Linked DNA regions of Homo sapiens: region 1 is linked to region 2. A link is an interaction called in ENCODE POLR2A ChIA-PET data of the cell type or tissue named here. Cell type or tissue: MCF 10A. All regions are shown on one strand. Links, peaks and the distances in the headings refer to the core of each region. The heading gives the core; the rest is flanking DNA.

Region 1 (5,379 bases), core at 63-5,062, 130 kb after region 2:
ATTATTACAATGGCCAGTTGCGTTTTGACAAAGATGCCACGACAAGTCAATAGGGAAAGAATAGTCTTTTCAATAAATGGTGCTAGAACGACTAGATATACACATGTAAAAAAAATGAAGTTGGATTCCCTACCTCATACCACATATAAAAACTCAAAATGGATCAGGGACCTAAATGTAAGAACTAAAATGATAAAAATTCTTAGAAGAAAATGTAGGAGTAAATGTGACCTTGGGTTAGGCAATAGTTCCTTAGATATGCTACCAAAAGCACAAGCAACAAAAGAAAAAAGTTACATATTGGACTTCACCAAAATTAAAAAGACTTTTTGCTTCAAAGGACACCATCAAGAAAGTGAAAAGACAACCTACAGAATGGGAGAAAATATTTGCGAGAACTCGTATCCATTTGCAAAAAGACTTGTATCCAAAATATAAAAGAATTCTTAAAACTCAACAATAAGAAAACCCAATTTAAAAATGGGCAAAAGGTCTGAACAGATGCCTCACCAAAGAAGATATACAGATGGCAAATAAACATATGACAAGATGAAACATCATTTGTCATTAGAGAATTTTAAATGAAGAGATACCACTACACACCGATTAGAATGGCTAAAATACATACACACACACACACACACACACCAAACAAATACCAAATGCTGACAAGAATGTGGAGAAGCAGGAACTCTCTTTCACTGCTAGCAGAAACACCAACTGTTATATCCACTTTGGAAGACAGTTTGACAGTTTCTTACAAAATTAAACATAATCTTACCATATAACCCAGTAATTAAGCTCCTAGGTCTTTACTCAATTGGTTTGAAAATTTAAGTCCACTCAAAAACCTGCATATGAATGCTTAGAGTGGCAATTTATAATTGCTAAAAATTGGAAGCAACCAAATGTCCTTCAATAGGTGAATGGATAAACAAATTGTACATTTATACAAAGGAAAATTATTCAGCAGTAAAAAGAAATGGGCTATCAAGCCATAAAAAGACACAGAGTAAACTTAAATGTATATTTCTAAGTGAAAGAAATCAGTCTGAAAATACTACCTACTGAATGATTCCAATTATTTGACATTATGAAAAAGGCAAAACTATATAAAGACATTAAAAAGATTCGTGGTTGGCCCAGTGCAGTGGCTCATGCCTGTAATCCCAGCATTTAGGGAGGCTGAGGCAGGTGGATCATTTGAGGTCAGGAGTTTGAGACCAGCCTGGCCAACATGGTGAAACTCCGTCTCTACTAAAAATACAAAACTTAGCTGGGCTTGGTGGCAGACACCTGTAATTGCAGCTACTCAGGAGGCTGAGGCAGGAGAATTGCTTGAACCCATGAAGCGGAGGTTACAGTGAGCCTAGATTGTACCATTGCACTCCAGCCTGAGTAACAGACTGAGACTCTGTCTCAAAAAAAAAAAAAAAAAAAAAAAAAAAAAGATTTGTTGTTGCCAATGGTAGTAGGGGGGCAGGGGGAGGGTGTTGAATAGGTGATAGGTGAAGCATAGAGGATTTTTAGATGGTAAAACTATTTCCTATGATACTATAATGGTGGATGCATGACAATTGTTCACAATTGGATGGTGAATACTTGCAAGGTGAATTCTTTCACCGTGTTGGCAAAGCTGGTCTGGAACTCCTGACCTCAGGTGATTCACCTGCCTTTGCCTCCCAAACTGCTGGGATTATGGGCATGAGCCACTCCACCTGGCCTCCTTCTCCTTTTCCTTCTTCTCCTCCTCCTCCTCCTCCCGCTCTCCGTCCTTCTCCTACCCCTCTCCTTCCTCCTCCTCCTCCTTTTCTTATCCTTCTCCTTCTCCTCCTCCTCCTCCTTTCTCCTCCTTCTCCTCCTCCTCCTCCTTTGAGATGGGGTCTTGCTATGTTGCCCCATGATTAGCTATTTGACCCAATACCATTTATTGAATATTAATTTAATTTCTTCCTCCTCCTCCTCCTCCTCCTCCTCTGAGATAGGGTCTTGCTATATTGCCAAGGCAGATCTTGCACTCCTGGGCTCAAGTGATCCTCTTGCCTCAGCCTTTCAAATAGCTGGGACTACAGGTGCATGTCACGGCACCCAGCTTATTCATTCTTGGCTCACTTCTAACTTCATTTAGCTCATTTATCCAGTCAACATTCATTAAATTTGAACTTCATACTTGTTGCTAGGTGGTATATGGAAAAGTAAATATGTATTATCCTGCCATCAAGTTGCTTAGGGCCTTAGTGAAAAGCACACCGGGTGCCACCAAGATGCATACAAGTTTACACATAAGATTTTTTGGTGGGTCCTTTCTACACAATTTTCTCTGTAAGCCACCTGTTTCTCATAGCATATGAGAGAAAGGTCTGGCATATGACCTCTTATTCCTACTGTGAGGCACAGTAGAATTCTCGAAGACCAGCTGTGGTGTTGAATCACTGCCTATGAGGCTGTGCACATTAGTGGGAAAAGCACTAGATTTTGGAACTCAGGCACTTGGACTCCAGACCTGGAACACCTTGGGTAAGGCACTGCTTATTTGCAGGTTTGTTTCTGTACACGTGCAAACACACACACACCTAATTTAGGGTTCCTGATAGCTGACATCACAAATGACATCAGGGCTTGATGTGTAATTTGGAAAGGTGGAGAGTTTACCTATGTAACAAACCTGCACAGGTACCCCTGACCCTAAAATAAAAGTTAAAAAAAAGTTTCAGCAAGGTAAATAGCTCCAGCGGGGTAGCTACAAATAGTTCCCTGTGTGATGTAAAAATACTCAAAATACACATTCCTTCCCAAGATGCTCTGGCCTGAACAGCACATCTCTTCTACATTGAGGTGTCCATTCTGCTCACCTGCTTGGTGTCCTAAATTCTCACCCTCATTTGGACAATCTCTCTGGAAAACTTCAGTCATTCCCTTGATGGAGAAGAAGAACTTCATAGAAGCATAATCCAAATGGTCAAACATACAGTGTATAGCAAAAGATGTAATTTTAGGCTGGGTGTGGTGGCTTACGCCTATAATGCCAGCACTTTGGGAGGCTGAGGCCGGTGGATCACCTGAGGTCAGGAGTTCGAGACCAGCCTGACCAAAATGGCGAAACCTACTAAAAACACAAAAATTAGCCAGGCGTGATGGCAGGTGCTTATAATCCCATCCACTCGGGAGGCTGAGGCAGGAGAATAGCTTGAACCCAGGGGGCAGAGGTTGCAGTGAGCCAAGATGGCGCCATTGCACTCCAGCCTGGGTGACAAGAGTGAAACTCCATCTCAAAAAAAAAAAAAAAAAAGAAAGATGTAATTTCATAGGAGACTTTCAAAGAAGTTTGGTGGGCCAGGCATGCTAGCTCACACCTGTAATCCCAGCCCTTTGGGAGGCCAAGGCAGGCAGATCACTTGAGCCCAGGAGTTCGAGACCACAGTGACCAACGTGGCGAAATCCCATCTCTATAAAAAAATACAAGAATTAGCCGGACATGGTGGCGTGTCCCTGTAATCCCTGCTACTCAGGAGCCTGAGGTGGGAGGATCACCTCAGCCTGATGAGGTCAAGGCTGCAGTGAGCCGTGATTGTGCCACTGCACTCCAGCCTGGGTGACAGAGGAGATCCTGTCTCAAAAAAGAAAAGAAAAAGTTTGATGGCTAACAGGAAACTTCTCACATTTGTCCTGAATGACATAAACCAGAGGCCAAAGGTGAGAGTGGTGTACTTCAGTATTTCAGTGTTAGAGGTGCTAAAAAGAGCTTTGGGGAAGGGGCCATCTCTCAGCATTTAATATTTTTATTTAATTTTTGCATTTTAATGTATGCTTAATGTTAAATTTGATTTTGTTTTGGGCTAGATAATAGAATTAGAAAGCATTGATTTGCAGAATTTCAGAGCCCAAGGGGCCCTTTAGATCAAAGTCTACTTCCCTTCTCCTCACCCCTTCTCCTGTCCCTGCCATGTCCTTAACTAAGAGGAGGATCTTTTTTTAGAGAGAGAGAGATGAAAAGAAATCACAGGGGACAAGTCCAGGGTGACAAGATCCACCATCCATCACAGCTCCTAACTACAAACAGTTGGAGCCTTTCTCTTTACTCTGTGAGTTTTTTTTAATTAACCTTTTTTCATTTTTCCTACTTTAGAATTTCACATTATAGTCCTTTGTTCATTCTCCTCTTTTCTCTTGATAATGAAAATGGATATAATATGAACTTAAACTCACTTGCCCTGGGTCATTGCCAGTGCTTAATAAAAGTGTATTAGTATTTGTAGTAATGATAATAACCCACAGATAATGATGTCGCTAAAGACCAAAGGGTCCCCTTGCATGAGAAGCCCCCCCTTCTAGTCGCCTTGCTTTGCCGGATTTAACGGAGACCTTGACTGCTTCTGATAGTCATTGTCCCTTCTAAATTATCAAGGTTTCATGAAGACAAGCATTCTTCACTTAAGGGTTTTCCAGACTGTCTGATGTGCTGGGCTCTGTATAACCTTGTTCCTATGTCATCATATGTCATGCTGCCTCTTGGAAATTGTTCCCTGATGTTTGCGAAAATGAACTACTTACAGAAATTCCCTTTGTACACACACACACACACACACACACACACACACACCACTATTGGAAATGGTTACAGTCAGATAAGTGGGTCAGGGTTGTGAGGGGATTTGAAGCTGTGTTGTGAGGAGTGGTGAAAATAGTGGAGGTGGCCAGGCTTTGCAGGGAGAGACTGAGGAGGAGATGGGACAGGCGTCTTCAAAAATAGGAAGATGTGTGCAAGAGGAATTTGGCCTCTTCTGGGTAGACCCATATAGTATTAAAAAGACCAAATGCATGGGTATAATAAGTCTAGTTTGGCTCGATAGAAGGCAGACTTTCTTTTTAGCTGTCTGGGAAGGAAAGATGCTTGCCCTGGAAGTGGCAAGTTCTCCGTCCCTGGAGTGCTCACGCAGAAGCATCAGAGTCCCTCCACTGGGACTGCTGAGGAGGGGTTATAAGGATTAGGTGGTGTTGGAACTAAATTACTTGGGGTCACCTTCAAACCCTGAGAGGCAATAATTCTATGAGGTCCTTGACTTGAGAATCTAGGACCTGGATTTTAGGTTGTAGAGTGGAAGGAGTTTCTTGATAGAAAGTTCAAGCGTAGGATCAGGCTTTAGGAAGGAGAAATTAAGCCCTGACCAATGGCTCAGCATCTCCCGTGGCCCTATTCCAATATATGACTAGGTCTAAGCCTTAGGCAAACTGCAGCTAGACCCAGCCTTTGTAAACCATGGCCCTAAAAAGTAGGTGAAGAAGTTGAAGAGAAATGAGAAAAGAAACAGTAAGTCATCAAAGCCAAGAGTGGAGACCTTTGAAGGAGGGATAATTGGAAGTACTGGATGCTGCAGAGGA
Region 2 (5,379 bases), core at 76-5,075:
CTAGAGTGTGGAGGTGCCATCTCGGCTCACTGCAACCTCCAACCTCCTGGGTTCAAGCAATTCTCATGCCTCAGCCTCCTGAGTAGCTGGGATGACAAGCGTGTGCCACCATGCCTGGCTAATTTTTTGTATTTTAGTAGAGAAAGTGTTTCACCATATTGCCCAGGCTGGTCTTGAACTCCTGAGCTCAGGCAGTCCACCCGCCTTCGCCTCCCAAAGTGCTAGGATTACAGGCGTGAGCCACCACACCTGGCCGGTACCTTAAACTTTAATTATTCTAACTCCTATATTTAATTCAGCGAACACTAAGAACTGCAGTGGAAAAAGCCTTGGCTTTGGATCCCTGGCTCTGCTTCTTACTAGATACCTAACCATCTTTTATTTTTATTTATTTTTTACTTTAATTTAGAGATGGGGGGCTGGGCACAGTGGCTCATGCCTGCGATCCCAGCACTTTGGGAGGCCGAGGTGGGAGGATCACCTGAGGATGGGAGTTCGAGACCAGCCTGACCAACATGGAGAAACCCCGTCTCTACTAAAAATACAAAATTAGCCAGGCGTGGTGGCACATGCCTGTAATCCCAGCTACTAGGGAGGCTGAGGCAGGAGAATCTCTTGAACCTGGTAGGCAGAGGTTACAGTGAGCTGAGATCATGCCATTGCACTCCAGCCTGGGCAACAAGAGTGAAACTCCATCTCAAAAAAGAAAAAAAAAAAAATTAGAGGTGGGGTCTTGCTCTGTCTGTCACCTGGGCTATGGTGCAGTGGCATGATCTTAGCTCACTGCAGCCTTGAACTCCTGGGCTCAAGTAATGCTTCCACCTCAGTCTCCTGAATAGCTGGGACCACAGGTGTACACCACCATATCTGGCTAATACCTCATGTCCTTCGGCCTTAGTTTCCTCATCTGTAAAATGGGAATAGAAATAATTATTTTACAGGATTAGAAATAATGTATTTACAACCCTGTAATCTAGTGTCTAGCAGAGAAGGAAACTTAAGAAATAAATCATTGTTTATTATAGTAATGTTAAGATTCTGTGGTGGGTACTAAGGGATAAACAGAGTTAAGATTCCTGAAATGTTTTGTTACTTTTTTTTTTTTTTTCTGAGACAGTATCTTGCTCTGTTGCTCAGGCTGGAGTGCACTGGTGCCATTTCAGCTTACTGTAACCTCTGCCTCCCAGGCTCAAGCGATTCCCCTACCTCAGCCTCCCAAGTAGCTGGGACTACACTATACCTTGCTTACTTTTTATTTTCATATAATTTTTTTTTTTTGAGGTGGAGTCTTGCTCTGTTGCCCAGGCTGGAATGCAGTGGCTCTCCGCCTCCCCAGTTCAAGCAATTCTCCCGCCTCTGCCTCCCCAGTAGTTGGGATTACAGTCACACATGCCACCACGCCCGGCTAAGTTTTTTTTTTTTTTTGAGATGGAGTCTCGCTCTGTTGCCCAGGCTGGAGTACAGTGGCGCGGTCTCAGCTCACTGCAAGCTCTGCCTCCCAGGTTCATGACATTCTCCTGCCTCAGCTTCCTGAGTAGCTAGGACTACAGGCACCCACTACCACGCCCGGCTAATTTTTTGTATTTTTAGTAGAGACGGGGTTTCACCGTGTTAGCCAGGATGGTCTTGATCTCCTGACCTCGTGATCAGCCCATCTCGGCCTCCCAAAGTGCTGGGATTACAGGGGATTACAGGCGTGAACCATCTCGCCCAGTCTTGATTTTTTTTTTTTCTTTTTTTGAGACAGAGTTTTGCTCTGTCACCAGGCTAGAGTGCAGTGACACGATCTCGGCTCACTGAAACCTCCGCCTCCTGGGTTCAAGCAATTCTCGTGTCTCAGCCTCCCGAGTAGCTGGGACTACAGGCGTGTGCCGCCACATCCAGCTAATTTTTGTATTTTTAGTAGAGATGGGGTTTCACTATGTTGGTCAAGGTGGTCATGAACTCCTGACCTCTGGTGATCCACCCACCTCGGCCTCCCAAAGTGTTGAGATTAACAGGCGTGAGCCACCACTCCCAGCCCGGACTTTCTCTTATATAACCACCTAACAACAGTTCAGTTATCATAATTACAAAATTTAACAAATTCCTGAAGTAGTTTCTGAATTCAAATCCCTAAAGTATTTGTAATAGCTTTTTAAAACTATTTCCTTTTCTAGCAGGACTGTGACCAAAACCCTAATTTTCTATGGCTTCCCACTTGCCCTTGGATTGGATGTAAAATCTGTGCATGGCTTGTTGCCCGAGGCTGGCTAACCTGCAGGCCCACAGAAGGCAAAGGGCTTTGCACTGAGAGGCGCCTTCAGAGACTGGACGCCAGCCTTTTTCTCCCGTTCCACTGATGACTCAGCCACACATGGCACTGAGACTCGTGGCATTCACTCTGCCAACAGAGAAGCACAGCTCTCACCCTGCTTTGGCAGGCCTGGCACACTCCTATGGTGGCCCAGCGTCTGCTCTGGCTTTCTCTGAAATGTAAATCCATTCTTTTCCTGGTCAGCACACCTCCCAGCTCTAGCCTGGCACACAAGGCTCTCTCACTGGGTCCCCTGCTTACCAGCTCTTCCTCTCCTGCCTTTTTCCATCCTGTGCTCCACCCAACTGGCCTTTCTCCACGGTGACTTGTGTTTTCTCGCCCCCTGCTTCTGCACACATATTTTCCCCTGCCTGGGGAATGCTCTTCTTCCCCCGTTGGATTTTTCTATTATTTTCAAGGCCTGGCTCCAGTAGAAAATATTTCAATCACTTCCCTCTGAGCTGGAAACAAGATAGCTACCTGCACTTGTATTTAGCACTTCTATGGGGTCCTTCATTAGTGTTAGCCAACTGTAGTATGGGCCTGTCTATGGGTCTGGTTCCTCTGTCTGTGAGCTCCCTTGGGCAGAAACCATGTCTCATTTCTTCATTTCTCTGGTATTGCCCTGAACAGGGCCTGGCACAGGGTAGACATGGGTGACTGATGAAAGAATGAATAGCACAAATTACCCTGTGAGAGAGGGGCAGGCTTTTGAGTATAGAGATGATGCATGGATGTAGCACATAAATCATTTAAAAGACTGTTGTGGGTTTTATTATTGCTGCTAATGGTGTTATTCTTGGTAGAGATGTTACATTCGGCCAGGTGCTGTGGCACACTGTAATCCCAGCACTTTGGGAGGCCGAGGTGGGTGGATCACCTGAGGTCAGGAGTTCAAAACAAGCCTCGCTAACATGGTGAAACCTCATCTCTACTAAGAATACAAAAAATTAGCCGGGCGTGGTGGTGCGTGCCTGTAGTCCCAGCTACTTGGGAGGCTGAGGCAGGTAAATCGCTTAAACCCAGGTGGTGGAGGTTGCAGTGAGCCAACATTGTGCCACTGCACTCCAGCCTGGGTGACACAGTGAGACTCCATCTCAAAAACAAAACAAAACAAAACAAAAAAAACAAAGAGATGTTAAGAAGTTACATCCCGGCCAGGCATGGTGGCTCATGCCTGTAATCCCAGCACTTTGGGAGGCTGAGATGGGCAGATCACGAGGTCAGAAGTTCTAGACCAGCCTGGCCAATATGGTGAAACCCTATCCCTACTAAAAATACAAAAATTAGCCGCATGGTGGCGCACGCCTTTAGTCCCACCTACTTGGGAGGCTGAGGCAGAAGAATCACTTGAACTGGGGAGGCGGACGTTGCAGTGAGCCCACAGCACTCCAGCCTGGGTGACAGAGCAAGACTCCATCTCGAAAAAAGGAAAAAAAAAAAAAAAAGGATGTTACATCCCAAATGGCCTGACCTACCCAGTCAGGCCATTTTTTTTTTTCTTTTGAGATGGAGTTTTGCTCTTTTTGTCCAGGCTGGAGTGCAATGGCGCGATCTTGGGTCACCGCAACTTCTGCCTCCTGGGTTCAAGTGATTCTCCTGCCTCAGCTTCCCAAGTAGCTAGGATTACAGGCATGCGCCACCATGCCTGGCTAATTTTGTATTTTTAGTAGAGATGGGGTTTCACCGTGTTGGTCAGGCTGGTCTTGACGCCTAACCTCGTGATCCGCCCACCTCTGTCTCCCAAAGTGCTGGGATTACAGGCGTGAGCCTGCACAGCGGACCAGAGATCTTGATGCTCTTCTTGTAACTGTTTTAGGGTACCATGAACTATACCCGTAATTAGACTGCAAACTTAATTGATAAATATTGTGTGTGTTCTGACTGCTTCACTGGCTGATTGTTCCCCGTCTCTTTCCCTCTCCTCAGGCGTTCCTATTCCCTGAGACACAACAATGTTGAAATTAAGCCAATTAATAACCCTACAATGGCCTCTAAGTGTTCAAGTGAAAGGAAGAGTCACACATCTGTCACTTGAAATAAAAATCTAGAAATGATTAAGCTTAGTGAGGAAGGCATGTCCAAAGCTGATAGGCTGAAAGGGAGGCCTCTTGTGCCAAATAATTAGCCAAATTGTGAATGCAAAGGAAAAGTTCTTGAAGAAAATTAAAAGTGCTACTCCACTGAACACATGAGTGATAAGAATGCGAAACAGCCTTACTGCTGATAGATAGTAGTCTGGATAGAAGATCAAACCAGACACAAAATTCCTTGAGCCAAAGCCTAATCCAAAGCAAGGCCACAATTCTCCTCAATTCTGTGAAGGCTAGGAGAGGTGAGGAAACTGCAGAAGAAAATTTGGAAGCTAGCAGAGGTCGGTTCATGAGATTTAAGGTAAGAAGCTGTAGGCTGGGTGCAGTGGCTCACGCCTGTACTCCCAGCACTTTGGGAGGCCGAGGCGGGCAGATCAACTGAGGTCAGGAGTTTGAGACCAGCCCAACCAACATGGAGAAACATCGTCTCTACTAAAAATACAAAATTAGCTGGGCGTGGTGGTGCATGCCTGTAATCCCAGCTACTTGGGAGGCTGAGGCAGGAGAATCACTTGAACCTGGGAGGGCGAGTTTGCGGCGAGTTTGCGGCGAGCCGAGATGGCGCCATTGCACTCCAGCCTGGGCAACAAGAGCGAAACTCCGTCTCAAAAAAAGAAAAAAAGTTGTCTCTGTAATATAAACGTGCGCAGTGAAGCAGCAAGTGCGGATGTAGAAGCTGCAGCAAGTTATACAGAAGATTTGGCTAAGATCATTGATGCAGGTGGCTCCACTGAATAACAAATTTTCAATGTAGAGGAAATAGTTCTAGGTTGGAAGAGGAGCCATCTAGAACTTTCTTAGCTAAAGAGAAGAAGTCAATGCCTAGCTTCAAATCTTCAAAGGACAGGTTGACTCTCTTGTTAGGAGCTAACGCAGCTGGTGACTTGGAGTTGAAGCCAGTGTGCATTTGCCAGTCTGAAAATCCCGGAGCCCTTATGAATTATGCTGAATCTACTCTGCCTATGCTCTATAAATGGAACAACAAAGCCT

The links. ChIA-PET counts read pairs that join two places held together with the same protein. Peaks named below come from ENCODE experiments on the same cell type or tissue, not always from the same donor. Only the 100,000 strongest peaks of a DNase experiment are listed, where the experiment ranks them.
Region 1: POLR2A ChIA-PET joins it to region 2 with 8 read pairs; 2 of 35 experiments call an interaction of 5 or more read pairs at or near these places.

Annotation. Positions count from the first base shown.
Region 1 is chr9:36,692,160-36,697,538 of GRCh38, forward strand. No RefSeq gene overlaps it. Among named protein-coding and RNA genes, the nearest start is that of MELK, 120 kb to the left of the region's middle. In MCF 10A, for the core only: no CTCF peak of the experiment used is centred there; no DNase peak of the experiment used is centred there.
Region 2 is chr9:36,564,575-36,569,953 of GRCh38, forward strand. No RefSeq gene overlaps it. Among named protein-coding and RNA genes, the nearest start is that of MELK, 5.6 kb to the right of the region's middle. In MCF 10A, for the core only: no CTCF peak of the experiment used is centred there; a DNase peak (open chromatin) is centred at 2,357.